Linked DNA regions of Mus musculus: region 1 is linked to region 2. A link is a loop called in an ENCODE intact Hi-C map of the cell type or tissue named here. Cell type or tissue: heart. All regions are shown on one strand.

What was found. Hi-C counts contacts between places; a loop is a spot of excess contacts. Peaks named below come from ENCODE experiments on the same cell type or tissue, not always from the same donor. Only the 100,000 strongest peaks of a DNase experiment are listed, where the experiment ranks them.
Region 1: it touches region 2 in a loop (2.9-fold over the local background); 5 of 42 quality-filtered maps call a loop at or near these places.

What each region holds. Positions count from the first base shown.
Region 1 is chr1:9,542,714-9,547,713 of GRCm38, reverse strand. Rrs1 (ribosome biogenesis regulator 1) reads right to left here and starts at 2,306. Exons shown (of 1, transcript NM_021511.2): 1 at 259-2,306. The coding sequence starts at 2,190. The coding sequence ends at 1,093. In heart, a CTCF peak has its summit at 2,366 (motif pointing right); DNase peaks (open chromatin) are centred at 1,693 and 2,403; H3K4me3 peaks cover 3,088 bases; H3K27ac peaks cover 1,716 bases.
Region 2 is chr1:10,037,243-10,042,242 of GRCm38, reverse strand. Cops5 (COP9 signalosome subunit 5) reads left to right here and starts at 4,084. Exons shown (of 8, transcript NM_013715.2): 1 at 4,084-4,573. The coding sequence starts at 4,431. It overlaps Cspp1 (centrosome and spindle pole associated protein 1), which reads right to left and starts at 4,025. Exons shown (of 30, transcript NM_026493.3): 1 at 3,899-4,025. In heart, CTCF peaks have their summits at 2,404, 2,603 (motif pointing left) and 4,364; DNase peaks (open chromatin) are centred at 2,262, 2,472, 4,122 and 4,302; H3K4me3 peaks cover 3,670 bases; H3K27ac peaks cover 3,140 bases.

The DNA of each region.
Region 1 (5,000 bases), 490 kb after region 2:
GGAAGAGTTCAGTAAAGATGAGCCTAGTTAGAGCTTTACCCAAAGTCACTAACAATCCAGTGTTTCCATGAGTTAAGAGACAAGTTGAGCTTTCCTTGCATTTCTACAAGTAACCTTATAAAACTGAAACCACACTAAGAGTAACCTCCAACCCAATTCCCAACTGCTAGCAACTGACAGACCAACTTGCTTTAAAGAAAACACCCCTTCCTCAATTCTAGAATTGCTATTAATAACTTACAAAAATAATGCAAATACTAATTATGCAAAGATAAGTTTATTAAGAACAAAATAAGACAATGAAACAGGGAAAAACATCTAGGACAGAAATAAACATGAAATCTGCTGCTCGATTATAATCTCAGCACTTGGCCCTGAGTTCCAGGGCAGCCTTGGTTCCATAGTGAATGCCAGATATTTTGACAATATCTAAAACCCAAGCCAATTAAACAAAAGCCACCGGTTACAAACAAAATGACAACTATTTCTGGACTTAAAGCAATCCATTGGCCAAATGCACCACCTGAACCAACACCAAAAAGCACTATACTTTTAATATTATAGTTAGGGCCAAAGTTTTCCTAAAACAAGGGGTCTTTTTTAGAACCACTGTAACTACTTTGTTTTTCTCAAGCACACTCCATATTGGTGCCCAGGTTACTGGCTTCACATGCAACCTCTACCGACAGTAAAAGTTAAAAGCAACACCAGGTACCTGCATCCATTTACAATACTTGCAAATCACAGGTAGATATAATTTTCCCCCGCCCTCCCCGCTTTGATAAATACACAAGCTTTGTTATAAAAATAATGCAAAAATGTTGAAACCAATCTACTGTAACGCAGTATCCAAAGTCAAGATAAAAAGGCAGGCCTTAACTTATTCCTGGTTCTGGCTATATCATTTCTATAATTCTCAAAATACACCAATTTCCAGTCAGTGTCTCTATTAACTCGTCCAGCACTGACTCGAGGGAAGGCAAACCCGTCCTTTTAATGTCAAATGTCACTGAGGGCAGCGGCCACCTATACCGCCCAAGTTAACTTTTAGTACAGTCCCAGCTTTTCAGAACTGGTCCCGAGGGGAGAACGCTACTTCCTCCTCTTCCCACCTTGGGGCGGCACTCCTTTCTTCTTGCCAGCTAAAGCAGAAGGCCAGGAATGCTTTTTGCTTCCCAAGCCTCCTTTCCTCTTTTCTCCCTGACCCGGCGGGCCGCCCTTTCTCTTGCCCGAAGGTCCTTGCCGGCCCCCTTTCCTCTTGCCTTTCTGGCTCATTTTCCTCCTCTTGGCAGCCTCCTCCTGGTCCTCTTCCCTCATCTGCTTGTTGGTGGCCCTCGTCACGTCCAGCCGAGGTTTCTTGCTGTTCATGACTCGAAGTAGCTCCAACTGGTTCTTTTTCTCGGCTGCGAAGTCCCCAAAGAGGGGCTGAAACTTCCTCTTCTTGCCGGAGCCCCGGGGAGCTTTCTCCTTGGGAAGGCGCTCCTGGAAGCGTCCCACCGAAGCGGTGGAAACCTTGGCCACTTGCATGGCGCGGCCCAGCTCTTCCTTACTCTGGTGTCCAGTAGGGTGCAGGCCGGCTGAGCTGGGCATCTGCATCTTGTGCGCGCGAGCCAGGTTCCGCAGACGGTTCAGCTCATTCTTGGCCACGCGTTCTTTCTTGGCCTGAGTCCTCTTGGCGAACTGGTCTTCCATGGGGTCGGCGCTCCCAGGCACCTCGATCAGCCATTCTTTAGTGTCATCCCGGGCGCGCTTGTAGCCCCAACGGCGCCGCCACTGGCCACTCGCCTCGTCCCACACGAGGTTGGTCTTCTTCTTGGGACGGATTCCCTTAAGGCGCGCGAACTGCTGCCAGCGGGTGAGCGGCCGTGGTCGGGGCAGCGGCTTCTCGCGGGGCAGGCGAGTGGCGGGCTCCGGCAAGCGCGCGACCACCGCCTCCTCCACGCGCTCGGTCGGCAGCCGCCACAGCTGGTTGATGAGCAGCTGCGTGTTGTCCCGCGCCAGGGCCCGCAGCTCGGCCTCCGGCGACGGCCCGGCCTGGCGCAGCACGGTCGGGGGGTTGCGGTCCGAAGCCAGCAGGTTGCCCAGGTCGAACTCCAGCTCCAGCTCCTTGTGCACCGTGATGCGCTGCAGCTTCTCCGCCTCCTCCTGCTCTGCCTTGGCCAGCAGCTCCTCCACGCGCTGGCCCTCCATGGCTCTCGCTGCGGCTCGGATCCCTCACTTCGGGACAGCGGCGGGACGTATCGCCACTACAGCAGCACCCTAAACCGGCAACCACGTGCGGACGTCCGGACCCGTAATCCGGAAGAGGAAAGATCACTTCCGGGTTGTCTGGAAGCGGCTCACAGCTAGGCGGGGAGGTAAAGACCGGCAGAGGGCGGCATTGGACAGCAGATGGGCTTAGAGGCGGGACTTGGATTCGTCACCGGATGTTGGCCCGACTGGCGCTGAGGGTTGGCTAACCAGCTCAGGACCTGGTTGGGACTACGTTTCCCAGCATGCTGTGGGGCAGAGGTAGTGCAGTAGGACGCGGGCTGCTCAAACTCTTGGAAGTGCCTGCATTGTAGCTTCCGAATGGAGCGTCTACACCACAGTGTCTATGGGTAAATCTATTACAGAGGTGTTTGGGGCGAGACAAATTATTTCCCCAGAGTTATAGCCCGTTCTCTGTGCCCTAGGTGTGAGCGGAGACAGATCCCACGGATACCTGTCCAAGTTAGGCATTGTTTTGCGACTTAGTAGGGCTTGCAGTTTGTCTGTACGTGGCCTGGGCACCAATTCTGGCCATGCCATTGTTTGTTCCTGTGATATTTGTGTAGGCCTGAAAAATCGTGGAAGATGGAGACTCTGGTAGTATCCAGGAGTGTTTTAAAGGTAAATGTGTTAATAAGCTTGGAGGAAGGCTAAGATCCAGTGAAAACCAAATAGTTTTTATTCAGTAGTCATGGTGGCCTAGGGAGTTAAAAATCTCAGTTTACTATTTACTGCCATCTATTTTTATAGGTTTTTACCTCAGTCCGGTGTTAGAATGGGCACATGTTCATCTAATGTCATCCAAAAAAGTGTTTTGTTTGTTTGTTTGTTTGGTTGGTTTTTTTGTCTTGTCACATAAGTAGACTTTTACTGATTTATTTATTTTTTAGTTTAGATCACATGAACCGGAGGCCGAGCTTGAACTCCCTGTACATCGAAAGAGAACTTGACTTCTTTTTTGTTTGTTTGTTTTTTGTTATTTTTTGAGACAGGGTTTCTCTGTATAGCCCTGGCTGTCCTGGAACTCACTCTGTAGACCAGGCTGGCTTCGAACTCAGAAATCTGCTTTCCTCTGCCTCCCAAGTGCTGGGATTAAAGGTGTGCACCACCACTGAGAACTTCTTGATTCTCCTACCTCTCTCTCAAGCATTAGTGTTTCAGGCATGCAATATCCAGTGTCCAGTTCCATTTTTTAAACTAAGTTTTTGGTTAGAATGCAAAGTAATTATTTTCAATATGGTGCTTTCATACAGGTATCATTGTTATCTCCATCCTTCACTGCCTTCCCCGTCCCCCATAAATAGACATTTAAAAAATGCAGACTAAACTGGGTATGGTGTATAATCCCAGCACTCTAGAGAAAGAGGCAGGAGGGCCAGGTGTTCAAGGCTAGCCTTAGTTGCATATGGAGTCATCCAAATCATTTTTGTTTTTAATGTGGTTTAAGTTTGCTATATAGCTAAGAATGGTCTTGGAATTAATTCCCTTGCCTCTGCCTCCCAAATTCTGGCATTACAGGCAGGAGCCACTATAATTCTTTGTTTTCCTCTTGGTGCTAGACCAGATGTCAAAATCTACACAGCACAAAGCTTCCTCCAAAGTTGCTCCTCCTTCCACCATCCTCTCATCCTCTTCCTCATTGTCTTTGCTGCCCAAGGAACCCTGCCATTGGGAATACTGTAGAGACAATAGTCCCAGGAGATGTGGTCATCATTCAAGTCTAGTAACTTGCTCGGATGATGGCAAATTCATCTTTGACTTTCCCTATCCAAATCTCATCAGTTCAAAGCCTAGATAGCTTGTCTCTGTATGTTGCGCCCTTTCACTCCCCACTGCTGTGGCCTTACTTCATCCTAGCCTGGATCTCTTCTATCTGCTTCTCTAGACCATCTCTCTACTATGTAAGCTGCACTAGTTTCTAGCTGATTTTTGATCAGCAGGAAACAGTGATACAAGATGAAAAGAGATGAAGAGAGTGGGGTCAGGACACTTATGCCCTATTCCTCTGTAGACTACGTGACAGCCTGCCTCATCGAACCGTCTTCTGGCTCTAGAAGCTCCCTTGATTCTATCAAGAAGTTTCCTGAAGTTGTGGCCATGGCTTTGTAAATACTCCTGTTGTTTATTTTTCTCTGTGCTGCCAGGTCTCTCACTAATATCTTGAGGCTATTCTGGGAATTCTGAAAATTTAACTTCCACGAATGTGGCCAAAGCAAACTCATATAATAGACTCATGATTATTCTTGATCCTGATTGCTTACCACCTGGGTTCAAGTCACTCAGAAGTTGTAAGTCAGAGTAGCCTTCCTCACCCTTGTTCTGGTGCACTTCTACATTTCATTTTGGTTAGGTCTGGAACCCCAAAGGCAAAAATGAGATTCAGGGCAGAAAAACAGCTAGTATAATTTTGTGTCAATTTTGTGACCTTTCACATCAAATGAGGTTTCCTGTTTTTTGTTCCCACCTCATCCCGAAGAGGGATTAAAAAGGTTTAAAGACATCAAATTAATACTTTTCACCATCTTTCAATAAATGATTACTCTGATCAGTGCAACTAGTTCTTTTTTTTTTTATTTCAGTTTTCTTTATTAGATATTTTCTTCATTTACATTTCAAATGCTGTCCTGAGAGTCCCCTATACCCTCCCCCTGCCCTACTCCCGAACACACCCACTTCTGCTTCCTGGCCCTGGCATTCCCCTGTACTGGGGCATATAATCTTCATAAGACCAAGGGCCTCTCCTCCCACTG
Region 2 (5,000 bases):
GTTTAGTTCACATACATTAAGTTGAAACTAGTAAGACATGCTAACAGAAATTTCCAAACATGGTTAAAATTCAAGAATCAAATTTGAACAACATCAAAGATGTTTACTTAAGCGGTAAGTAAGTGTTTTCAACAGACAGAAATGGTAAGTACTTGCCATCCCAGTTACTCCCTACTCAGGACAGAGGCAGGCAGAAAAGATCCCAAGTTTAAGCAGTCAATCTTCAATATACTCCATCAAAACAGAACGTAACTACTTTAAGATACAAGGACAAACATGGGGTCAAATGAACACAGGTAGGGATAACCCACAAGTAAATGCTGGGCAATGTTCACTTGAATGAATGCGGAAGACCTGAAGCTGGATAAAATGTCAGGATTCCCTCCTAACAGTAACTTAGTACCAATTATTATTACAACTTCTGAAACTCATCTTAGGTAACAGTAACTACAATAAACTATCTATTAACCAATAGCCTTTTCCCCAGTAATGACCTTTTGCCAAAGGCTATTAGGAGCAATACTGTAGTTAAACAATTTAGATGAACTACTACTGCACTGATGTATGGACGCATCAAGAACACACAATAATGGCAACCCGAGTTTCTTAGTAAGAGGGCGCTGGGAAATAATTATATGACTGGAGCTTGAACTGGGTGACTTCGGAAAAAGTGTAAGAGAACAGAACTTTGCCATCAGGAAGTGGGAAAAATTTTAATTAAATTCTAATTAAAAATTCATAATAAATCTTACCTATAGTATGAGGTTAAAATGAAACAAAAAAAAAAAAAAAAAGAGGCAGCTACCTGCAAAAAAAAATGACTCTACTACAAGAAAAAAGGACTAGGGACAGATGCTCAGGGAGAAATAAGATGTAGACAAGAACAAGGGCAGGCATAAAAGACAGAGGGGAAAATGAAGTTTCTCATTGAACTAGCCAGAAAGGGTCTCACAGTCTTCTTCTCCTTAGCATATACATGAGCATTTGACTATGAGTACCATCCAAATCTGGACAAATCACTCTGAATTTTGCTAAAGAAAAGGTGTCCTGAAAGCATCCTTTCCTGTTTGCCTTATCTGAACCTATCTGCTCCCCTCCCAGGCCATCCCAGAGATTCCAGAGAGAAAGAGCCTCTCTATGGGAGCACGTCAGCAAATACTTCACACCAGCAAGTTCACAAAAAAAGGGGGGGCAAAACAAAACAAAACAAAAAAAAGTGTCTCCCTACTTTTTTGGAGCTCTTTTTTGCTTATCAACATGACAAGCCATTCTTCCACATAAAACTTAGCTTCTTAGAATAACTGGCTTTCTATAAAGCCTTTTTTTCTTTTCTTTTCTTTCCCCCCTGGAGGCAGGGTCTCACTATATAACTCTGGTTGGCTTAGAACTCAAGAGATCTGCTTACCTCTGTCTCCAAAGTGGTGGGATTAAAGGCATGTGCCACCACACCCAGCTATAAAATTGTTTTGATTGCTTTTAGGACCTTACACTGTACAAACTGTTTGAAAACTAAGTCTTATCAAAACTTCTACGTTAGCTTCTTAATCTTATTATCTTCAGAGCCAGATATATCTCAAAAGATGAGTCTCACTGCTAACATTTAATGAAAACTTGATTTGGGTCTGGAAAAAATGGCTCAAAACGTAGACACTTGCAGCCATGATGACGGAGTTTGACAGCTGGGATTCTGTAGGAGGAGAGAAAATTAAGATACACACACACACACATCATACACATATATATATGTATGTGTGTGTATATATATATGTGTGTGTGTGTGTATATACATACACACAGTACGTATTTCTTTCAAACCAGATTCTAATTCCACACAAAGATACACTATCAAGGCAGAGAAAGTTCTCTCATCAAGCAACCACAGTGAGAGAAAAGCAACAGATTTCATAGGGATATGGAGAAGATTAAGTTTAACTTGCAAAGTGTTAAACATTAACCAACCCTCCGGGTGCAAGCACTCTGCGAGGCTTAGCAGCGATGCGCCAGCAGAAGAGAAGGCGCAGGAGAGCCACTAAGGTCTCCAGAGACGCAGCGGGTGGCAGATGCCTCTGAAAGCGTCAACGCGTTGTCAGGCAACCGGCGGGCCCAGAGGCCGCCCGGGAGTCTGCAGCGCGCGTGCAGGGCACCGCCCCCAGCCCGGCAGCCTCGAGACCAGCACCTGGGGCCAAGCCGGGCCACCGCCTCGCGACCCGCGCCTCAAGCCCTGCCCCCACAACACCCCGGAGCTTCCCGGCTCCGCCCGGCAGGCTCGAACCCCCGCCCGGCTACAGCGACCCGGGCCGGCCTCCCGCGCCAGGGCGCCGACTCTTCGCACAGCCGTCCACACCCGCTACCCACCGACTTACTCCCAGCGAGAAGCCACGCTCCCAGCGGGCTCCACAGTCCGTGGTTCCGGCGACTCCGGCGCGGACCTAAAAACCGGTCGCCCGCTCAGGACTCCGCCTCCCAGGCCCAGCCCCCCGCCCGCCCTCCACCAACGGCCAGGCGCGGCCCCGCCCCTCGGGCTGCTGGCGGAGGCCGCGCGGCCGAGGGCGCCCCCTGCAGCCCCGGAGGCCACCCGGTGCACCCGCTGCTGCGCCCAGGGATTCCTGAAATGTGACCACTCCCAGGCTAAATCCCAGCCATCCAAGCCCAGGACGGTCTCCAGTCACGAAGTGTGGATGTGAGAGAAGGAATGTCCGCACCAGCAGTCTGGTCAACTCTCTGTCCTGGGCTTTCATTACCATTTCAACATGTTATTCTGTATGTTTCGAGTGGCTGTGTATTGTGACCACTGGAACAAGCTTACACAAGCTTCTCAGAAAGAACTTAAGATACTAATGTACTCTAATGTCCCTAGTGTGCCCGAAGTTATACTTTAAGAAGATTCTATTTTTATTTTTGGTTTCGTTATTTTGTCTCCAATAGTCCAGGGAGAAAGCGGGGTTGGAACTCTTGATTCTCCATTCTCCACCTCCCAAGTACTGGAATTAGAAGAATGTTGCAATGTCCTTGCTCTGTTTTGTTTGCCCAGCTCCTTGACTTTTTGAAACAGGGTCTCCTGCAGCCCAGGCAAAAGCACCTGCATTAGAAGAGGATACAGACGGGCAGTAGTGGTGCACGCCTTGAATCCCAGCACTCAAGCAGGCAGCTCTCGAGTTTGAGGCCAGCCTGGACTACATAGTTCCAGAACTGCAAAAACCCCGGGGTCCAGGTGAAGCAGCTACAGAGCCTTCGAATTCCTGTGAAGGAGCAGTTACTGACGAAGAGTTAAGGAAAGGCATCTCCGAGCTGTGCTTTTTAAAATCTGTGTGCTCTAAAGCAGAAATGTCAAGAAGTGCATTTCAAGCAATGCCTAACAACTAATATATTACTAAGCCAAGGAAAAAAGTTCTAATAGAATGAAAAACTGGGTTGGGGGAGCTAAAAGAAGATGATGAAGCTGGAGAAGTCTTTAAGAACCGTGTTACGAAAAAAATTAAATATATTAGAATTAAATAAAACACAAATTTCATGCATGCCTTCAACTTACAGTCTAGTGGGCAATTGGGGATGAGAATGTGAGGGAAGAAAACCTAAAAATACGACTGAAACAAATTTCACATTAACTGCTGGAAGGCACAGGTTGCGGAGATTAAATCTGCACTGAGACAAACCTTTTTTAAAAAGTAGCGCCTAAGGCATTCACCGCTCCTAACACTTGTATAAAATGTTACCCTATAAAGTCCCTAAAAAAGTTAATCTTAGCAACCGGTAACTTTTGCTTGCCACCTCGCAACAGTAGCGAAAACACAAAAGCGGAACGCCAACCACAAACCCCGGAGGCTTAACACACCGCAAATTATCTTAAAAGAGTCACGCGATCTTCCCCCTCCAAAACCAATAATCCGGAGATACTTACACCTCTGTTTCTCTAGAGATATTTAGTATTCCAAACAATTTATTTCGTTTGAAGCACCTACACTCACATAAACATAATTCCCCAAACTCAAGTTTCCTCCTACACACAATATGGTGGCATCTGAGTCTGCGCAGTACGAGCCGAGCCGGCCGACTCCTTCCTGGCAGGCCAATAGTCCCGCCTTCCGGCGCGAAAGGCTGTACCATTCCCACACCGAGGCTTTGCGTCCCTCGCAGTTCACACGAACGGATTTCCGAGCCAGCATGTTCTCGTTTCACCGGCAAGACTGATCTTAGCCGAGCCGAGCCGAGCCAACCCTAAGGAAGTGTTTTCTATGTCGCTGCGCCGCCGCCGCGCCCCAGCGCGCGAATGGTCTGGACCAACGTCACCTCCGGTCTCAAGTGTCATGGCTGCCTTGAGAGTCTAGTGAGTGTGCACCCTGGTGGGGAAGGTCCAAAGCCCGCACGCTGAGGCCCAGTAGAAGAAAGTTGCATCTTGATTGTGGAGCGACAGCTTCTCCGGTGCCTCGGCCATGGCAGCTTCCGGGAGTGGTATGGCCCAGAAAACCTGGGAATTGGCCAACAACATGCAGGAAGCGCAGAGTATCGATGAAATCTACAAATATGACAAAAAACAACAACAAGAAATCCTGGCGGCGAAACCCTGGACTAAGGAGTGAGGAGGTCCCTGGCGAGACGCAGGGGAGGGCAGGGATGGCGGGACTGTGAGAGACCCGCGAGGGGTGGGAGATGAAGGGTGTGGTGAGCTTGGCTTTCTGTGGGGCGTCGACCGAATATTGGCCACAGTGGCCTTAGTCTGCCTTGTCAGTAGAGCCTTACCTGTCCTCTAGGGCCTGCTTCGATTCCCCTTTTAGAAAGTTTCTTGCCTTCAGGGCGTGTAAAGGGCTGACTTGGGGTGCGACTTTTGTCAACATGATTATTTTTGTAAATCTCACACACTCTGCCTTGAACCTGGTGGCTACATGCAGTTAGTTGCAGCCTTCAGTAGATTCCCAAACTGAAGAGCGTGGCTGTTTTTATAAATCGAATGAGCAGAGCATTGATTTAAAAAAAAAAAAAAAATCCATGAGCTCTTGGATTGA